2 separate regions of the Mus musculus genome follow, and region 1 is linked to region 2. The links are chromatin loops, found by intact Hi-C in ENCODE. Cell type or tissue: heart. All regions are shown on one strand. Each heading gives the region's core, and the rest is flanking DNA. Links, peaks and the distances in the headings are about the cores only. Region 1 holds the start of Kat5 (K(lysine) acetyltransferase 5). Region 2 holds the start of Pcnx3 (pecanex homolog 3).

The links. Peaks named below come from ENCODE experiments on the same cell type or tissue, not always from the same donor. Only the 100,000 strongest peaks of a DNase experiment are listed, where the experiment ranks them.
Region 1: a loop joins it to region 2, with 2.3 times the contacts of the local background. A loop is called at or near these places in 4 of 42 quality-filtered maps.

What each region holds. Positions count from the first base shown.
Region 1 is chr19:5,607,581-5,612,944 of GRCm38, forward strand. Kat5 (K(lysine) acetyltransferase 5) reads right to left here and starts at 2,514. Exons shown (of 14, transcript NM_178637.2): 1 at 2,438-2,514; 2 at 2,272-2,338; 3 at 1,883-1,951; 4 at 1,656-1,792; 5 at 1,222-1,377; 6 at 1,058-1,132; 7 at 675-749; 8 at 136-384; 9 at 1-60. The coding sequence starts at 2,449. In heart, for the core only: CTCF peaks have their summits at 2,786 and 4,556; DNase peaks (open chromatin) are centred at 481, 1,341, 2,191, 2,631 and 1 weaker place; H3K4me3 peaks cover 2,548 bases; H3K27ac peaks cover 2,192 bases.
Region 2 is chr19:5,686,271-5,691,634 of GRCm38, forward strand. It overlaps Pcnx3 (pecanex homolog 3), which reads right to left and starts at 2,638. Exons shown (of 35, transcript NM_144868.3): 1 at 1,727-2,638; 2 at 1,181-1,368; 3 at 849-948; 4 at 357-396; 5 at 161-256. The coding sequence starts at 1,879. It overlaps Map3k11 (mitogen-activated protein kinase kinase kinase 11), which reads left to right and starts at 2,861. Exons shown (of 12, transcript NM_022012.3): 1 at 2,861-2,996; 2 at 3,207-3,242; 3 at 3,419-4,718. The coding sequence starts at 3,977. In heart, for the core only: CTCF peaks have their summits at 2,459 and 3,715; DNase peaks (open chromatin) are centred at 916, 2,661, 3,441 and 4,151; H3K4me3 peaks cover 4,415 bases; H3K27ac peaks cover 4,281 bases.

The DNA.
Region 1 (5,364 bases), core at 174-5,173, 79 kb before region 2:
GGAGATGGTGCCCTTGCGGTAAATTTCATTGCCTGGAGGGTGCCGAAGATCACATTTGGTCTAAGGACAAAAGGAGGATCAGGTGGGGACTGGTGAGGGTACTCTGGATAGGCAGCCTCCCAAGACCCCTCATACCAAGTGGCGTTGCAGACACTTGAGGCTACGGCCATATTTGAGGCAAAATTCGCACAGGTAGAGGACGGGTAGCGTGGTAAGCTCTTGTGGGTACGGGGAGAAGTACCACGGCTTGAGGCGGTGCCGGCCAAGCTCAATACACTCAATGTTCTTCATCCGGGTGACAATGTCGTCGTGGCTCCGGTCAGACACCAGACTGCCAGTCATTCGTGGTGCTGACGGTATTCCATCTGAGCTGTCCTGAGAATCCTGCCCAAGGCAGATGGCAAATACTAGATGGTAGCAGTTAAGCAGAGCGTGGCGCACGACACTGCCATTGGCTTCTTCCTGCAAGTCTAACATCAGCTAAGGGCAAAGCACCAACCTCCACTTCCAAAATAAAGCGAGGCTGAGAAACTGAGAGTAGAAGAGGCCCAGGGGTTCATCTGCTTGGCTCCCAGCCACCACCCTCCCTGCCTAAGGCCTCACCGAGTGAACACCATGCCCAAGCCCACTCCCCCTTTCCCGGCTTCCCTCTCCCTCTGCTCCTCAAGACCCACCTCATCAGTGCCCAAGCAATTAGATTTCCGCTTCCGTCCAGGCTGGGCTGCCACTGCCCTACGGGCTGACCCATTCTGTGGACAAGACACAAGAGAAAGAGCGACCGTGAGATGATCCTGGAGGAGGATGCTAGACAGCAAGGAATAAGAGGGGAAAGACCAGGCAGGCTGTTGGGATGGCTCAGTGGTTAAGAGCCCTGATCTTCCAGAGGACTTCCTGGGTTCTTTTCCCAGGACCCACAGAGTGGCTCACAACCATCTCTAACTCCAGTTTCAGTGGCTCCAATGCCCTCTTCTGCCCACCTGCACCAGGCATGCAAGTAGAACACATGCAAAACACAGACAAAACATTCAGACACATGAAAAAAGACTGGAAGACTCACCTGAGGGAAAACCGAGGCTGGGGCTGTCTCGCTGGGCACTGGGGTTGCTGGTGAAACCACCTCCACCTTCCGTTTCTGCAGAGAGAAACCAGGAAAGGTGGGTCAGAAGGTAGAGAAGGTGGGACCTGAGAAGAAAGCAAGGTCCCTGGAATTGCTGAGGGTACCGTTGAGCGGTGGTTGGGTTGCAGGCAGGAGCTGGAGGAGAGCGGCTGGTCAGGCTCGCCACCTGGGATGGCCTCCCGCTCCTTGGGCAGGTTGAAGCGGAGTGTGATCTGGACCGGGATTGGCAAGGTCTTCCCGCTGGCCTGGGCGGAGGCCGGCTGCAGAGATAGGTCCAGGGTCTTCCTCTGGGGTGGGGATGGTGGTGGGATGGCGAAGGGGGGGATGGGCCCCTCAGCATGGAATCCCACCCTCTGCCTTCTCTAAAGCAAGGCAGTGCTGGACTCTGGAAGCTACGCCTGCAACTTGGTCCCCATCCTTTGCAAGCTGAAGCCATGGCAGAAGAATGCTGCCTCCTGCCCATTCAGGAACCCCTGAGGCCAAGAGATGCAAGAAGGAAGAGGCAGGAGAGAAAAGATGAAATGGGGGACCTACTCACCACCTCTCTTTCGGGAGAGCCGGGGCGGGACCCAGGAAGTCCGTTCTTGGTAGGTGTCTTGGCCTCTTTCTTGGGAAATTGGATCTTCTTTAAGTCCAGCCGCTCGTGAGTCACCCATTCATCCAGACGTTTGTTGACTGCAGCAGTGAAAACGGCTCAGGAGGGAATGCCAGAGGCTGCCCTCAACCCTCTCCAGCAACCCCACTCCATCCAGGCCCAGGACTCACAGTCAATGTAATGGACATAGAAAAGCTTTCGGCCACTGATGTCCTTCACGCTCAGGATCTCAGCCAGGGCTATGAGAACCACACAGACAGGGAGTCTTAGCCAGGGCAGGTCAGGAGACTCCACCCTTCGACCTGAATCCCACCTCCAGGCTGGAGGCCTGTGTCCCAGCACTCAGAGGGGCTGGTTCAAGACCCCTTTAGTCACCAAGTGACACCTCTCTCCAAGCCCCGCCCGGATCATCTCCGTACGTCCAAAAGCCACGCCCCTCCTCCCGAGTATCTGCGACCGCCCCGGGATTGCAGAAGCCCCTCCCCCTCCCGTGCGATCGTTGACTCCCTCCCGCCCCTCGCCCTCAGGTTCCTTGGACCCGCCCCCCGACGTCACTCACGCCACTCATCTTCGTTGTCCTGGTTGCGCCGCAGCACGGGCAGGCGGCAGCCCTCGATTATCTCCCCCTGGGGAGACAGCGCGGCGCCAGGGTCGGCTACTGGGGGGCCTCGGGCTCTACCCACCTCCCCTGGCTCCCTCCGCCCCGCCCCGGGCACCGGACTCACCACCTCCGCCATCTTCCCTCCCTCCACTGCCACTTCCGGCCCCTCTGGGAGACGTCACTTCCGGAGCTGAGTGCGCTATAGGCCCGAGCCCCTTGAAGCTGTTTGAAAGGGAAACACTTGAGAATCACTGCTAGCTGGTTGGTAGCAAAAAGCCGGCCCGTTTGGGGAATGGAAGAGCAGGACGTTGTAAACCTGAGGCCAAGTACTAGATGGAATCCCCGCTCCTCGCACAGCGATTGGAGGAACGCCGAGTCTGTCACGTGACGCCCACCGGGTGCGACGCCGGTCACTCAGATCATGTTTAGGCTTTGTCTAGAGGCAGTGTTCTGGCGAGCCTCTTAGTGGCAGTGTGAGGTGTCACCCTGAGTAAGAAGCTAAGGAGTGGGGTTTTGAACCCTGGGGAGTCAGTAGACCTGAAGGGATTTAGAGATCCACCCAGGTGTCTGCATAAGATTGCACAGGCCTGGGGGCTTAGCAAGATTTTTCCGTTAATACTGGATTTCTATTTTTAAAATAGTATATATGTGGCTGTATACATGGAAGGTTCAAAATTCCAGTAGGCATTCAGTCAACAAGAATGGATGTCTCAGTTGGTCTTCATTATACATCAGAATCCCAAAGAAGTAGGCGCTAATGACAGTGAAGGAGCGGACTTGTCAACGAGAGTGAGAGCAAGTAGGCAGAGTAAAAGCAGGCTGGCAGTGGAGGCAGAAGCAGGCGAAGCTCTATGAGTTGAGGCCAGCGTTGTCTACAGAGTCAGTTCCAGGACAAGCGGGGTTACACAGATAAGCCCTGTCCTGGGGGTGGCAGGGAGGAAAATCTTGTTTCATGTCTTTCTTTTAGTTTCCAGCAGAAGGTGCATCTTCTGACTTTGAATAACAAGAATAGGTTTGAATAACAAAGGTGTGTTCTCCCTCCTCAAAGATGTGAATTCAAAGTGGATCTTCCACCAAGCCAGCTTGCCAGCACTGGGGAGGCAGAGGCAGGCCTGGTCTACAGAGCAAGTTCCAAGACACCCAGGGCTACACTGAGAAATCCTCTTAAAAACACAAAGCAGTGGGTTTTCCCACTTCAGAGTAGGCAAAATTGTTCACGTATGTGTTCTTCCATTTTTGGGTTTTAGTGAAATCCAGATGTAGTCAAATGGACAACCAAAAATAACTATCACAGATATTGATAACATGCCTAAAGGGTGTAGTGGGGCCCTTTAGCCTTACTTCTAAGTGTTCCCAGTTTAAATGGTTTCGGGTCCATTTGGCCACTTTGAGAAGAGTTTATGTGCAGAAGTAAAGGATTGGTTTCATCACAGGAGCATTAATAATAACACTTGGATTTGATCTGTGTGCAAAATATGTTCAGCATAAGAAGTACTGAAAAGCCAATAGGCCTTTTGTTATTGTTTGTTCTGAGGTGAAGTCTCACTGTGTAGCCCTGCTTGGCCTGGGACTTGTCACAAGGATGACAACAGGCATATGACAGCACACGGCATTTTTCTCTCTTGTGAGTTCTGAGTTGTGCCATCTTTCAGAACATCCAGTCTTCCCCTGAGGAACTGAAGCATCACCACTGTTACTCACAACAGCCTCACAGGGGTGGAGCCATTGCTGCTTCCTTGCTTTGGCTCCGTGAGGCTTTTTTTTTTTTAATTTATGTATTTTATTTTATTTATTTATGTCTGTTCACCTGAGTATGTCATGCACCCATTACACACAGTGCCTGTGAAGGCCAGAAGGAGGCATTGTGGGTGCTGGGAACTGAACACTTTTTTAAAAAAAGATTTATTTATTTATTTATTTATTTATTTATTTATTATATGTAAGTACACTGTAGCTGTCCTCAGACACTCTAGAGGAGGGAGTCAGATCTTGTTTCGGATGGTTGTGAGCCACCATGTAGTTGCTGGGATTTGAACTCCTGACCTTCAGAAGAGCAGTCGGGTGCTCTTACCCACTGAGCTATCTCACCCCCACCCCCCTACCCCCCCACCCCCCCAACACCTTTTTTTAAAAGGTTTATTTATTTATTATATGTAAGTACACTGTAGCTGTCTTCAGACACTCCAGAAGAAGGCGCCAGATCTCATTACAAATGTATGGTTATGAGCCACCATGTGGTTGCTGGGAATCAAACTCAGGACCAGTCAGTGCTCTTAACCACTGAGCCATCTCTCCAGCCCTGAACCCCTGTCTTATGCAAGAGTAGCAAGTGCTCTTAACCATTGAGCCTTCTCTCCAGCCTTTGTAATTATGTACATATATGTATCCAAGTGTGGTTTTGTTCTTCTGAGTGCAAGTGCCCCTGGAGTCTAGAAAAGGGGGTTGGAGCACCTGGAGCTGGAGCTGGTTGTAAACTTCCCAGAGTGCATGCTGCAAGTACAATCTTCACCACCGAGTCATCTCCAGGTCTTCTAACAAGTTCTTTTATATAAAAGTCACACAATTTCTCCTTCATTGTATGTACTTCTCTCTGCTTTCTGCTTTCTGTACCGTCAGTCCGGGTCACTCTTTAACATCATAAACCTTTGCACTGTGGGGATTTGTTTGTTTGCCGCTGTCTCCTCAGCACCACTAGCAGATCACCTAGCTCATGTTTATTGACTGCCACAGGCCCAGGAAACACTGAATGAGCATGTGAAGCATGGATGCCCAAGCTGATTTCCAGAGCTTTCAGGAGCCTAAATCCAAGCCAAGCTACTGGCACACATTAAAAAGGGGTTTTGTTTGTTTGTTTGTTTTTTAATTCTACATGTCTGGGTGTTTTGCCTCATGTGTGTCTGTGCATTGCATGCCTGCCTGGTGCCAGCAAAGAGAGACTGGATTTAAAGGTAGTTGTAAGCCAGTGTATAGATGCTGAGAATAAAACCTGGGTCCTCTGGAAGAAGAGCCAGTGCTCATACCACTCAGCCATCTCCAGCCCCAAGGACTCCT
Region 2 (5,364 bases), core at 217-5,216:
TGAATAGGTGTAAGGGGAATCCCACAACCTCCATTTCCCACCAAGGGTACGGGCACAAGAGGAACAACAAGGTGCTCCATCCAGGAGCACCACACGGAGCCAACTTTGGGATGATGTCATCACAAGACATCCGCTCTGCCTGCCAGCCCTGCCCACTCACTCAGTTTCTCTTGGGAGCTGAGCTTCAGCATTTCTCGATCGGCAGAGGTCACGATCACGTTGTTGCTGCCCTGTTCCCGTACCAGCTCCTTGATGTCTATAACCACATCAGCAGAGTCGTCACAATGACCCTGGGGTCCTCTTCTGTTATCCTGCGCCACACCACCACCACCCAGCCCAGAACAGCAGCCACCTACCTCTGAGGGGCCCAGAATCCTCCATCCGGGGCAGCAACTCCTGATAAGACAGGGGAGAGAGAACGAATAAACAAGCGGGGCGAGCGAGGAGCAGGCTGGGAGCAGGCCCACACCAGGGGCTGACTCCGAGGAGCAGGCTGGGAGCAGGCCCACACCAGGGGCTGACTCCCAGGAGCAGGCTGGGAGCAGGCCCACACCAGGGGCTGACTCCCAGGAGCAGGCTGGGAGCAGACCCACACCAGGGGCTGACTCCGAGGAGCAGGCTGGGAGCAGGCCCACACCAGGGGCTGACTCCCAGGAGCAGGCTGGGAGCAGGCCCACACCAGGGGCTGACTCCCAGGAGCAGGCTGGGAGCAGGCCCACACCAGGGGCTGACTCCGAGGAGCAGGCTGGGAGCAGGCCCACACCAGGGGCTGACTCCCAGGAGCAGGCTGGGAGCAGGCCCACACCAGGGGCTGACTCCCAGGACAGCGGCGAGGGGAGCCTACTCACCGAAACCTGGTTGAAGCCAAACACAGAATGCTGGGAACTGCAGCGTACAGGGGGCGTGGAGCTCACCTTCCGGAACACCGTCATCTCCACACCAGGGTCCCTGCAAACAGGAAGAAGAGCTGAGCAGAAGCTCTCAGCTGTGCTCTCTTTACGGTTTCTTCTCGCCATCCGTAACACCCCTTCCTCCTCAAGACTCCCTTCGACTGCTTTAACCCTGACTACAGCAAGTACTTAGAGCCATTGTCCCCTCAGCCTTCTCTATCCTCCAAGACACAGCCACAATCCCAAGCACAGAGAAAGGACAATCCCTGACACAGCCCACAGCCACTCACCTTGGGAGACTGCTCTCCCCCTGGGCAGCCTCTTCTTCCTGCTCCCCCATGGTAGAGTTGCGTTTCTCCACAATCTCGCCCTGGTCGAACATGGCATGCAGGCGATAGTTCACAGTCTTGATGGTAGCAAAGATGACAGCTACCACCAGGCAGTACACTCCAGCCACCATCAGGCTGGGGGGCAGGACCTGGAGATGACAGTTAAGTTGGATCCTTTCTCACAAAACCCTTGCTCCCTTGAGGGTGTACCTGCCACCACTGTAAAGAACTAGGATTCATCGGTTTACAAAACTTCATCACCCCTTCATGCAACAGTACAAAGAGCCCTGTTAGGGGTAGCCCTCTGTTTAACCGGGTAGATTAAATGAGGCGCTCAAGGTCACTCCATGCAGAAAAGACTTGGTCTTTCCTCTATATAAAACCAAAGTAAACTCTACAGTGAACTCTACAGTGACTCGCTTCACTCCACGCCCCAGGACTCAAGATGCCCATCCCTCCAGACTACACTCCCTCTCGCCATAGTTACAGGTGGTGGCAGCCTCTCACCATGTACAGCAAGAAGGGAAAGATGAGCAAGAAGATCCAGACATAGAGATGGAAGCAGTTGGAGAAGGTGCTCTGATGCGGATCGAAGAACCATCCCCCAGTGAGCGAGGCCCACACCCCCTGGCGCAGGATCTGCAACACCTGAGACCCCATGGCCCAGCCGCTGCTGCGCACGCCCTCCTCCCGGGACCCTCATGGGGGCGGCCCCCGGCCCATGCCCCGCTGGCGCCCGAGGGTCCCGGGGTCCGACTTAGATTTCACGCCATGGCCTCCCCCAGACGGGGGAGGGGATTGGTAGGGTGAGGGCACAGGCAGGGGGCGGGGCCGGCCCAGGCAGTCAGCGGATCAGGCCGGGATACTGGGGTGGGACTGCATCAGAGGCGGGGCCTGGGCCCCCTCCGGTGGCCCAGAACTGTTGTAAAGCGCCGAGCCTGAAAGCAGGCGCAGGGCAAGGGCTGGGCACCCGTCGGCGGCATCCAGAGGTGGGCGTGGAATAGGTGCTCTCGGAGTGCCAGTGATAGGTCCCTTGGCTCCGGACCGGAGAAATCCTTGGGACCCTGAGGTCCACTTCCGGGGTCGCAGGTCACTCGCTTGGGGCTCTGCGTTCGCCCCGCTTCTACCGGTGCCGGCGCAAAGGGGAGGCCGGAAGAAGGAGCCGCGAGCTGCCAGCCTGCACTGGCGCATGCGCCCGTTAGAACCTGTTGGGACCCGGAAAAGGAAAACCTGGCGGCAGAAGTGCGCAAGCGCGGAGAAGTAGCGAAGTGACGGGATGCAGAGGTATCTTAGGCGCGCGCGCAGTCAAATTCTAGAGCCACCAAAATATGGGACGGCCGGGTGAGTCGCCATTGGGTAACGACTTGATGACTGGCGCAAAGCTTTTCCAATGCGTTACAGGAGGCGGGGAAAAGCTGGAGAATGGGACTCCTCACGGCTACTTCCAGTTTGCGTTACCGGGTCACACCCCCGACTTGGGCCGCCTCTCCTTAGTGCGAGACCGTAAATCATGGTTGTCGCTTGGCTTACGCCTCTACTTCCGGGTCAGAGCTTAGCCGAAGCAGAGAGTGATCCTGATCAGGCCTGAGTAGTCGAACAGGATGACATAGGCTTTCTTAAAGTAACAGACACAGGACAAGTGATGAACTAACGAAGAGGTTGTTGAAGGCCCTTCAACTCTGAATCTAATCCCGGGCAAAGTTCTGAACGACAGTTTCAGGTTTTTGCCTCTCGGGTGAAAGGAAGATAATTTTAAATGGTTCCAAGAGCTTCAAGTGTAAGCCGATTTTGAAGTCCCAAACTTCTCTGTTCACATCCCCCTCTAGCACTGAAAAGCAGGGTATCTTGTTATTTCATATATGGAAAGAACGAATCTTAAAGAGCTCTGCAACTTCGTAGCCAAGACCAGATTTTGGTTTTGAGGCAATCACAAGGGTGATTTGGCTGATGAGAATTCAGACACAAGGATTCTTCTCTGTCTTTGCAGAGATCCACTTCGACCGTGAGCAGAGGAGCACCTAACGTAAGGCTTAGAGTTGTGCCGGTGTGTTTGGGGGCGGGGGAGGCGGGAGGAACTACCTGGCCCGCCTTCTACCTCTCTTGGCCAACCTCCCCGGGAACTCCCGTGCACAGCTGCCGGGAGCCTCCGGGAGGGGAGCGGTGCAACCCGCCCACGTCATCTGATGCTGTTTCCTGCAGGAGGGAGAAGAGCGGAAAAAAGTGAAACTCCACCCTCCACCTCTGCCTCCCGCCCCCGGGGCCAAAGTACAAAGGGAGGAGGAAGAAGGGACCGGGGTCGGAGCTGTCGGGGCCCAAGGCACTAGCCCAAGAAGAGGTAGCTTCGGCTCAACTGGGGACTTTCTCTTACCTCTTGTGCCTGGAGACAACAACCAGAGTCCGGGCGCTGACCCTGGCAGGCCCCACCTTACGGTAGGCGGGCGCTGAAGCCAGGTTCCCAGGACTACTTCGGAACTGAGGGACTCTGCTGCTCCAATTCAGCCATGGTGAGGCGCCGGAGGCCAGTGGGCCCCACCCCTCCAGCCTGACCACACTGCCCTTGGTGCCCTCCTCCAAAAGCCCGAGATGCGGGGGGCCGGGAGGCGACACTCCTGGCTCCCCAGAGAGGCGTGGGTCTGGGGCTGAGGGCCAGGGCCCGGATGCCCAGGTTCCGGCTCTAGGGCCTCACAAGCCAGCGGGGGTGGATACCACGGGCACCCGAAGAAGGTCCCCCACACATTCCAACGCCGGCTCCCTGCCATGGAGCCCTTGAAGAACCTCTTCCTCAAGAGCCCGCTGGGGTCATGGAACGGCAGTGGCAGTGGGGGCGGCGGGGGTACCGGTGGAGTCCGGCCGGAGGGGTCTCCGAAGGCAACAGCAGCTTATGCCAATCCTGTCTGGACAGCCCTGTTCGACTATGAGCCCAATGGGCAGGACGAACTAGCCCTGAGGAAGGGCGACCGTGTGGAGGTGCTGTCCAGGGATGCAGCCATCTCAGGAGATGAGGGCTGGTGGGCGGGCCAGGTGGGTGGCCAGGTGGGCATTTTTCCATCCAACTATGTATCTCGGGGTGGAGGCCCACCCCCCTGTGAGGTGGCCAGCTTCCAGGAGCTGCGACTGGAGGAGGTGATCGGCATCGGTGGCTTCGGCAAGGTCTACCGTGGCAGCTGGCGAGGGGAGCTGGTGGCTGTGAAGGCAGCCCGACAGGACCCTGATGAGGACATCAGTGTAACAGCTGAGAGTGTTCGACAGGAGGCCCGGCTTTTTGCCATGCTGGCCCATCCCAACATCATTGCCCTCAAAGCTGTGTGCCTGGAGGAGCCAAACCTATGCCTGGTGATGGAGTATGCAGCTGGTGGGCCTCTTAGCCGGGCCCTGGCTGGTCGGCGTGTGCCCCCCCATGTGCTGGTCAACTGGGCTGTGCAGATTGCCCGAGGAATGCACTACCTGCACTGTGAGGCTCTGGTGCCTGTGATACACCGAGACCTGAAGTCCAACAACAGTGAGTTTCCAGGGGCATGAAGCATGGGCACGGGGAGGCTCGGAGCACGGCCCAGCCGAGGCCCAGGTGCACACGTCTCCTAGCTCAGCTGAGCCTAGTTAGGGAGATGCTGGCCTCACAAGCTCCTTCCTGAGAGGAGTATTAGATGTCCAGGGAATACCCGTGGCCTATCAGTGACCCCCAAAACAGGAATCCCCGGAACCTGGCAGAGTTCTGCCTCTGTCCTGGGAGTCCCTAGTCCCAGTCTTCAGCTGAAGTTTTGACAAGTTTTCAAAACTGAGCTCTCTCAGGCGGCCCTTCAGCACCCTGCTTTACCGTGGTCACCACCTCAGGGAAGTCTTCTGGAAGCTGCTCCTCCAGCCTTCCCCTTCCGAGATTTACAAACGTGGTGTTGCTTCCCTCCCTCTCCCATAGGCAGCTCCTTCAGGACAGAGATCTCAGCAGGGAAGACCCTCCTCCCTGCTCAGAGACTAAGGCTGTTCCATCCCACTCTTTCCTGCCTACATGTTCTCCGGCCGATTATTTCACCTCAGAACCTCAGTTTCAGCCTCCCTAGAATGGGAACAATGAGACCAGAGCAGCTTAAGGACCTTCAGAAGCCCTGACCCAGGATGCCCAGCAAGCAGGGGTCCCCCAGGCCAGGGAT